Linked DNA regions of Homo sapiens: regions 1 and 3 are each linked to region 2. Evidence: chromatin contacts called from ENCODE Hi-C or POLR2A ChIA-PET data. All regions are on one chromosome and are shown on one strand. Each heading gives the region's core, a stretch centred on a gene start or an enhancer-like site at or near the end of the contact. The rest is flanking DNA. Distances are from core to core; before and after follow the strand shown. Region 1 has its middle 280 kb from the start of LINC01950. Region 2 overlaps EFNA5 (ephrin A5). Region 3 has its middle 250 kb from the start of LINC01950.

Region 1 (2,700 bases), core at 12-2,511, 180 kb before region 2:
GCTGGGATTACAGGCGAGAGCCACCGCGCCAGGCCTTAAAAAATTTTTAAAAGAAAAAAGAACAAGAGTGGTTTGAAGCTGAATACTTTTTTTGCCTAGCCTCACTCTGACTCCTGCCGATGCTGGCTCCACATCTTCTCATCCCCTCAGCCAGGTGAGCCTCACATTTGTCATGTATGTCAAGTTCCTTTCACTTGAGAAATTTCTACAATCTGTTCTCCACTCTTGCAAATGTTTAAAGTAAAGCATTTTAAAGTATTTATGCTTTCCGTTTATTCTGGCTTAACAGAGGTTTTGTATTAAAATTAGAGATATGATTTGAGACTCTATATAAATAAAATTGGAATCTTTCCACGTAGACAAAGGGGAAACTAAGAATGTCTATGGAGTGAACAACATAAATCCATGAGCAAGGAGGTTGGGGTCTCACAAACAGGAACAGAACTGTGAAGGAGCTTCATATAAACATCTTCACATACTTACGAAGGTGAACCAAGAGGCAACTTGGCTTCTCTTCTTTTCAAAAAAAAAAAAAAAGTTTCTAAAAAATGGAGTTGTTTATAGTCATTCAAAACTCCATATCCATAAAACAGGATAAGGAATGTCTCAACACTGTAGATAAAAGTCATTTGGAGAGAGAACACTCCCTTTAATCCAAGGAATGCGTGCTGATTAGATGACGAGGGTGAACGAAGGCAGTACAACACCTATTATTAATAATAATAAAATGACTTTGAACTTCTCCAGTCCCTTTCATCTAGGAATTTCAATTTGTTATTAAACCTCACTTTTACTTTATCACCCCTTGTAAGGCAATAAAACTGTAATACTTAGAATTTCTACATTCTCTTGTAGTTTTAAATACTTTATCATCATTCATTTGTTGTTCAAGGCTATAACTTACTGAGTAAGCTAGGGTAATTACCCCATTTTATACAGATAGGGAAACTGAGATATAACAACTTCTTGCCGAGACCACACAGTGAGGCTGCTGCAGAGCCAGAATCAAGGCTAATACTTGAATTCGTGCAGGGCTTCTCGGTGGGAAAACTAAATCAGTTCCCACGCTTCCTCCTGAACAGCTATCTTAAGACACAGGTAGCCTTAAAATAAGGAACTTCAGAATTTTAAAAATTAACTTAGAAGAAGTAGAATAATGTTAAATATTCTGCACACTTCAAACTTAGAAGGACTAAAGAAAGGCTAACTGACAACTCATAATAGAACAGGAAGAGAAAAAGAGGAAGTGGGTGATAAACATTCACTGCTTTTCCAAAGATTCACCCCTAACTTTCACAATGGGTAATTGAAGATGCTAAATAACAACATATAACTTGTACTTTATGTATACATTGATATTATCTGATTGCAGCTCAAATTGCCTTTTAAACCCATTCTTCTCTCCCCACCCACCAGGCACTGGGAAGAGGCTGGCAATATCTTGAACATACTACCTTTCAAATCCTTCCTTAAGTGACAATGACAGCAACATTAGTGACAACTCTTGGATGGTACGGAGCATTTTTAGCCCTTAGAACCTACTCATTTGAAGTTAGTGAACTTCTGAAGAATAATTGCCTTAAATATCATATTTTAAAATTCAAATGTTATACTGAAAAAAAGCAAATACTTTATCAGGCATTTGTGGTCACTTGACCTTTTCCAAACCTAGAATGTTAGCCTTATTAAAATCCACAGCTTTTCTGCCTCTTTCCATTGCGAAAGGGAGGAGGGAAAGACCTAACCCTTAGACAAGTATTTTATTTAACTTCAGAGGCCACTGAAGTATTTTATTTCCTTTGTGAACTTTCCAAGTGCCTTCTGCCCTAGGCAACAAGCAAAGGGTGAATGTAAGGAGTGGTGAAACCAAAAGTGGCTTGGCTGCTCCAGTCAAAAAATAAAAATCAACAACATGTCCAACAGTTGAGATAAATACCCTCCAAACTTGCATCTTGTACATGAAACTGGGTCAGATCAGGCCAGGCCAGGTCATTGTCCCCAGCGGTAGTTATCGATGGAAAACAATGCCACAGGCAAAGAACCCTGGACCAGGGAGATCCCCCTACCTCCCATATCCCCATACCCTAAAGACAGATCATGCATGTACTTTGGCCATGTATAGAAAAACAAAAATAAATAAACCACCCCTTGATTACTAATCTCAAACTTCAGGCAATGTGTGAATGAGATGACTGAGAATACGTGCCGAACTCTGCATTCCTCAACAGAAACCTAGCACCATGTGTATTTCTATCAATTTAATACATTAGATTACACTTAATACAGAAGGCAGACTCTGTTTTTCTGTAAAGTAGAATTGCTACATTTCTACTCTTCCGTTAGCCCACCCTGCAAAACAGCAACAACAATTTAAAAAAAAAAATGCTCCTCTAGACCTTTCATTTTGTTTTCCAGAAATATTGCCAATTTTGCCAAGTTAAAGCCAAGATTCACCACTGCCGATTCCACCCCCAACCCTGCCAAAATCTGAGAAAAACAATAGTTTCAGACATGACAAACACATTGCAAAAAGAGTCAGAACAACAAGTTATGGAAACAGGAAATTATTTAAAACCTTGAATAAAATATCCTTGAAGCACTTAAAACACACACACACACACATTTCCAAGTCAAAGGATACATTGGAAGTCCTCTTAAGGAAATGTAATTTGGCAAGTGACTGCCTAGTAGAAATTTATA
Region 2 (2,748 bases), core at 223-2,722:
CACAATATTTTCAAAGTGCTTCAGAAGTTATTTCAATCTGCTGCATTGCTAAAGGGGAACAGAGCCTGAAAAGCCAGTATAATTTTGAAGGCTGTTCAAGGACTATGTCAGCAACATTCTTACCCTGCATAAGACTTATACATCTTAAGACAGAAGATTTGTCTAGGGTATCCACAATCTGATTACATATTTCTCACGAGAACTACCCCAAAGTGCAAGCCCTTTGTGTTGTTCTACCTGAGATGACATGACTTCAGCCTCAAAATACCCAGGCTGAACTGTTTCTGGAGCAATGAGATGTTGTTAATGAATATCAACACTTCCCAGATCCTTTAAAAATGCTAATATCAAAATATTTTACAAGAGTGAATTTCAAACTGTGTTCATGTTTTTCACAGCACGGCACCTGTTTGAAATGGTACAGTTTGAACATCTATAAAACATGAGATGGAAGATACCAAGGTGGCTTGAGAGTTTTTAAACTATATATATATTTTTTTTTTTTGAGACAGAGTCTTGCTCTTGTTGCTCAGGCTGGAGTGTAATGGCGCGATCTCGGCTCACTGCAACCTCCGCCTCCCAAGTTCAAGCAATTCTCCTGCCTCAGCCTCCCGAGTAGCTGGGGTTACAGGCACCTGCCACCACGCCCAGCTAATTTTTTGTGTTTTTAGTAGAGATTCGGTTTCACAATGTTGGCCAGGCTGGTCTTGAACTCCTGACCTCAGGTGATCCACCCACCTCAGCCTCCCAAAGTGCTGGGATTACAGGAGTGAGCCACTGTGCCCAGTCAAGAACTATATTCTTGAGAGCAAAATAGAGTATATTATACTTAGAATGGAACTATGTAAACCTTTACACATCTGTATTTTCAAAACAAGAACCCAGAGCTGTTCAAGTGATAAACAAAATCATCAGGTGGCTTGTTTAGAGTTTCAAAACAGACCCTTCTATTCCTGCTGTTTCTCCCTCTGGTTTCATTAAATATAAAACAAATGAAAATGACCAGTTCAATAGGGATATCTGACAGAATTTGGGGAGAAACATTTCATTAGCTTTCTATGAAGTCCAATACCTGTAATTTTATGTATCAGGACTCTCTGATTTGAAGTCCCTACAGAAATGCTTTATTCTTAGTCCATTTAGCTGCCCTTAAAATGTTTATTTTTTCTCTTTCTCTCTCTCTCTCTCTCTCTCTCTCACAGGAACATCCAAACTGTGTTGTCACAGTGTATAAAACAGAGGCATATTCCTTTCAGGTTATACTATACCCTGACTCCTTGATGAAATGATTTGATGTGGTTCACAAATCAGAATCAGACAGAATGAAATCATTACACCTTATATAGCTTAAAAACAAAAAAGCCAGACATAAAGTGGACAGGAAATCAGTCATAATGAAAAACTATTTCAAGTCACACATTTGCTGATTTAGTGTCTATTTGCTGAGCATTTGTATCACTATGTGCTAGGTGCTGCTGGGTCTGTGACAATGAACAGGAAAGGCTGTGTGGCAACTCAACACGAAAGCCAGCTGAGCCTCCTAGTAACCAAAACAAAAAGAGAAACATCACACAGTTTCAAAAGGGAGGTTACTGGCTTATCAAGAGAGAAAAAAAATGTCTTGGTAAGAAGCTACGGAGAAACATAAGGAATAGGTCAATGTGTAGATAAGAGATACTAATCATAATATTAACATATAGATATTTATGTACCTATGTAAGACTTTCTCTTCCACTAAAACAGATGAAGTAATTTATAATCTTTTGAATTAAGCAATCAATAGAATAATATCTGCAGAAACTCTTATCTTTCTGGACTGTTTAAAGGTACAAATCTAGAACCAAAGTCGCATATGTGATTTAAAACAAGCAGAAAATACATATTGGCAAAGGGCTTTCTTACATGAGGTATTACTGCTCTAGAAAATTGTCTACATTAATTTATAACTGTAAAAGGATCTCTGGCAATTACATTTATCCTATTCTCTTATTTTTCAGGTGTCTTTTGGGGATACATGTTATAAATCTTTTTTATTTCTCTATATAACCCTTCTTTCTTTTGGGTAACCTGATAGTAATAACTAAGCCACAGGTGAAAGGTTTCTCAAGGTGTGGCTATTGTGTTCTCTTGACTAACTTCTACCTGCACTGTTTCCTTTTTACAGGGTGGCTCTTATGTGACTAATCTAGGCCACAATATATTATTTTTTTTAAGTTAGGTAAAAGTAAATGTCTCCAGACCTTTAACTATATAGTACTTTATTTGCTAAATTATGCAAATCAATATACCCTAAATCAAATACATACCTCCTCTAAAGAGAGTTCCCCTTGGTTTTGAAACTCACTTTAACAAGCTATCAATCAGAGGCTGATATTTAGAGGTAGCATAACTGATTGGTAGCAGTGGGATTTCTGGCCATTTTTAGTGATAACCACCGAAATACATGAGCAGGGTTTTTAAACCCTAGGAAGGAAAAAGCCTGACCAAAAACCCTGACAGATATATAATGCCATGATAGAAATGCTACTCATTATGTCATACCTAATAATCCACATGTACCTCATTACTCAGCTGTTTGTGTTACACCCTGTTGCCAAAGGAAGCTCCCTGCTTCTCCTCCTGATCCAGCAATTAATATGCATATCAGGCACAGTGGCCAGACTTCTACGGAGAAAGAGGAGGCAGGCAAGAGATCCATAGTCATAAAGACCTAGGCGAGTAATATTCTCAGCATTATTCAGGAATGTT
Region 3 (2,792 bases), core at 53-2,552, 210 kb before region 2:
GGCTGAGGCAGGAGAATCACTTGAACCTGGGAGGTGGAGATTGCAGTGAGCTGAGATGGCACACCACCGCACTCCAGCCTGTGTGACAGAGTGAGACACTGTCTCAAAAAAAAAAAAAAAAAAAAACCTAAATGAAGATGCAAGTCACAGAGTCATGTAAATCACTAATAGAAGCAGAATATAAATTCTATATTTAAATGTGTTTCCCAAGTCATATTTCTAAGGACAGTAACACACCATGCCCCTGAGAATTACAGCATACCTTTTTTTTCCATTGTTCATACACTAATTCATACTTCTGAAACTCAGATATTCAGATAACAAATAACCAAGTGTTGGAAGGAAAGTTACAAATTATAGTCATATGTCACAGTCCAAGCAAATGGCAGCCAAATTTCCCTGTATAAATTGCAGAATTCTCTTATGATTTCACAAGATGTATTGAAAAGAAAAACACTAAAAATTCATTTTTTACTCAGCTAATATAGTATATGGGTAAAGGGTTCATGTTTAAACTGTTACAGATGAGTGAGTTTTTCCAGAAATGCAATTTTAACAAAGCATAATGCCACTGAGATATTAAAACTAAATTTAAATTTCTTAATATTAGGTTAACACCCTCAGAGCAAATCATGCTAACATCAGATGGTTTAAATAATGTCACTTAGCTAGCAACAAGAAAACACATTTCAAAAGAAGACAATGGAAGAATAGAGCTAGTCAAAGGAATCTTTAGAAACAAAAATGACTTTTAATTAGTAGACCTATAAACTAATACTAAAGAAGTTTTCATGTGGGTGTTTTAGATGATTTTGTTGTGATGGCTATTACTGTTAATTATCAGTGAATTTGAAGTTATCACTTCGAGAGTGAGACACCACAGCGAGCCCATGCTTTTCAGGTCAGACTGTTAGATTTTATTGCTGAGAATGCATACAATACTCAAGGTCAAAACTGTGTTTGTTTTAAAAGTGACAATTAATTATTGCTAATCTTCATCAGCCTTAGAACATTTTTACTTAAGAGAACACTCAGAGTGAAATGCTGACGGGAACCAGCTCAAAGACAAGGTAGAGCTAAAAATCTGCAGCCTGGGGTTTCCCTAAAAGAGAAGCAGGTAAACAAGCCAGTTTTGCCTTCAGCCAGTTCAAGGATAATGATTTGTAGGTAGGTGAAGTTTCAGACTTTCTTTTCACCCCCACCCTCTATCCTGACCCTCCTCCCTGACACAACAAAATCCCAAGTACCTAATTTTTCAGCCTCTTAAAGAACTCCAGTAGCTCCTACCTAAATGCTACGTGTATTCTGATCATTCAAGGATGTGGGTTTTGTCATTTGCATATGGTTTTGCCCTGATCTCAAGTTCAAAAAAATAAAGCGTATTTTGCCGCAGCCTGATGTAGAAACTCTAAACGTTCCCAGAATAAAAATAAACTTGTTCTGGCAAGGCCATTTGGGGATTATTAGTTGGCATCTTTTGACTGTAGTCAGAAATAAGCAAGCATCCATTTGTAGCAATCCTTATAACATTATCTCTGTTTGGATTGTTATTATGCTTATAAGTGCTTTTGGAATCCATGCTAGTTTTTTTTTTTTTTTTAAGAGATCTAGGGTCTCTTTTTACTTACTTTTTTTTATCAAGGAAATCAAAATTTCAAAAGCAATATATTTCCATAGACTACATGAGAGACATGAAAAAAATTCAAGTATAAGTCCTGTGAAATATATTTGTGATCAGTGGAATTAGACCTCTTCCTAGTGTTCTAGTGACTATCAAAACAGATGTGTGATATCTGTGTCTGTCAGGTACCTTTTTAAAACCTTACATGGTTGGCTTGTCCTTGCTCAGCTCAGAGTCATTTAAAAAATACTTTGAGAGCTAGCCATGAGAATTACAAATCATTTTTCAAAGGTATGTACAGCTCTGCAAATTACAATGAGTTTACAGGTGCAGTCTTATTCTGTGTAACCTAGAGATGAAAGAGTTATCAAGGACACTGATGCTCATTGCTGCATCGATGAAATCTTCATGAATTCAAAAATTGTAGCAATAATCTCTTTTATGGAAATAGATCTATGAGGTTGTCAAGCAGATGGTATCTGATTTCCTTCTAAGTGAGGAGGGCCCTGTAAAGTAGTATAAAGGTTCCAAAAGCAGTGATCAGTAGGAGCAGAAAACAGGCAAAGATCTTCACCCGCTTGGTGACCTGCTGGAACTCAGAGTAATAAAATGTGTCAGACACTCTGCTAGTCACTTTCTCATACATTGGCTCACTGAAAGCACACAGCCACCTAATAAGACACCATTTTTTCCCCTCTAATTTAAAGCTAAGGATGCTTCAATACAGAAAGATTAAGGGACTTGACCAAGATCACCAAGCTCACAAAGGTCATAACAAAAAGGAACTAAGAAGGAAAAGCTGCTTACCACGAATGTCTCTCTCTCTCTCTCTCTCTCTCACACACACACACACACACACACACACACACACACACACACACACACACATCATATACAATTAGCATGTTAGCAGGGCTCAAAGTCTGATTATCAGCCCATTCTTTCCATCTGCATGCACTTTTCAGCCCGTGTGCTGTCCTATTTTGATAAATGCCATTCTTCCTTTAACTGGCTGAGGCTTTCCTAAACGTCCATGTGAACCTGATTTTCCCATTAAACAATTGCCCTGGATTACTTAGTGGTTTTCTAAAGCTGACCCTGGTAGTGGGCAGTAGGCTTGTGTGTGTTTCTCATGCTCTTTAACTCCCTCTTCCTTTGGCTTCCCCCTTCC

Evidence for each region. A loop is a pair of places that touch in the nucleus more often than their neighbours do. ChIA-PET counts read pairs that join two places held with the same protein, here RNA polymerase II (POLR2A). Pooled maps may share reads with other maps.
Region 1: a loop to region 2 is called in a map of natural killer cell, with 2.9 times the contacts of the local background. The contact joins two enhancer-like sites. A Hi-C loop is called at or near these places in 3 of 168 maps with a recorded cell type or tissue (Calu3, GM12878 and natural killer cell), 34 of 37 single-sample maps with no recorded cell type and 13 of 50 pooled maps. POLR2A ChIA-PET finds 5 or more read pairs at or near these places in 3 of 52 experiments (AG04450, GM12878 and PC-9).
Region 3: a loop to region 2 is called in a pooled map, with 4 times the contacts of the local background. The contact joins two enhancer-like sites. A Hi-C loop is called at or near these places in 1 of 37 single-sample maps with no recorded cell type and 9 of 50 pooled maps. POLR2A ChIA-PET finds 5 or more read pairs at or near these places in 1 of 52 experiments (WTC11).

What each region holds. Positions count from the first base shown.
Region 1 is chr5:107,293,095-107,295,794 of GRCh38, forward strand. No RefSeq gene overlaps it. Among named protein-coding and RNA genes, the nearest start is that of LINC01950, 280 kb to the left of the region's middle. Within about 2 kb of position 1,262, at least 2 of the 41 ENCODE cell types and tissues checked have a DNase peak (open chromatin) inside an H3K27ac peak, as active enhancers do.
Region 2 is chr5:107,475,564-107,478,311 of GRCh38, forward strand. The region is part of intron 1 of EFNA5 (ephrin A5); the gene reads right to left. Among named protein-coding and RNA genes, the nearest start is that of EFNA5, 190 kb to the right of the region's middle. Within about 2 kb of position 1,473, at least 8 of the 41 ENCODE cell types and tissues checked have a DNase peak (open chromatin) inside an H3K27ac peak, as active enhancers do.
Region 3 is chr5:107,262,494-107,265,285 of GRCh38, forward strand. No RefSeq gene overlaps it. Among named protein-coding and RNA genes, the nearest start is that of LINC01950, 250 kb to the left of the region's middle. Within about 2 kb of position 1,303, at least 2 of the 41 ENCODE cell types and tissues checked have a DNase peak (open chromatin) inside an H3K27ac peak, as active enhancers do.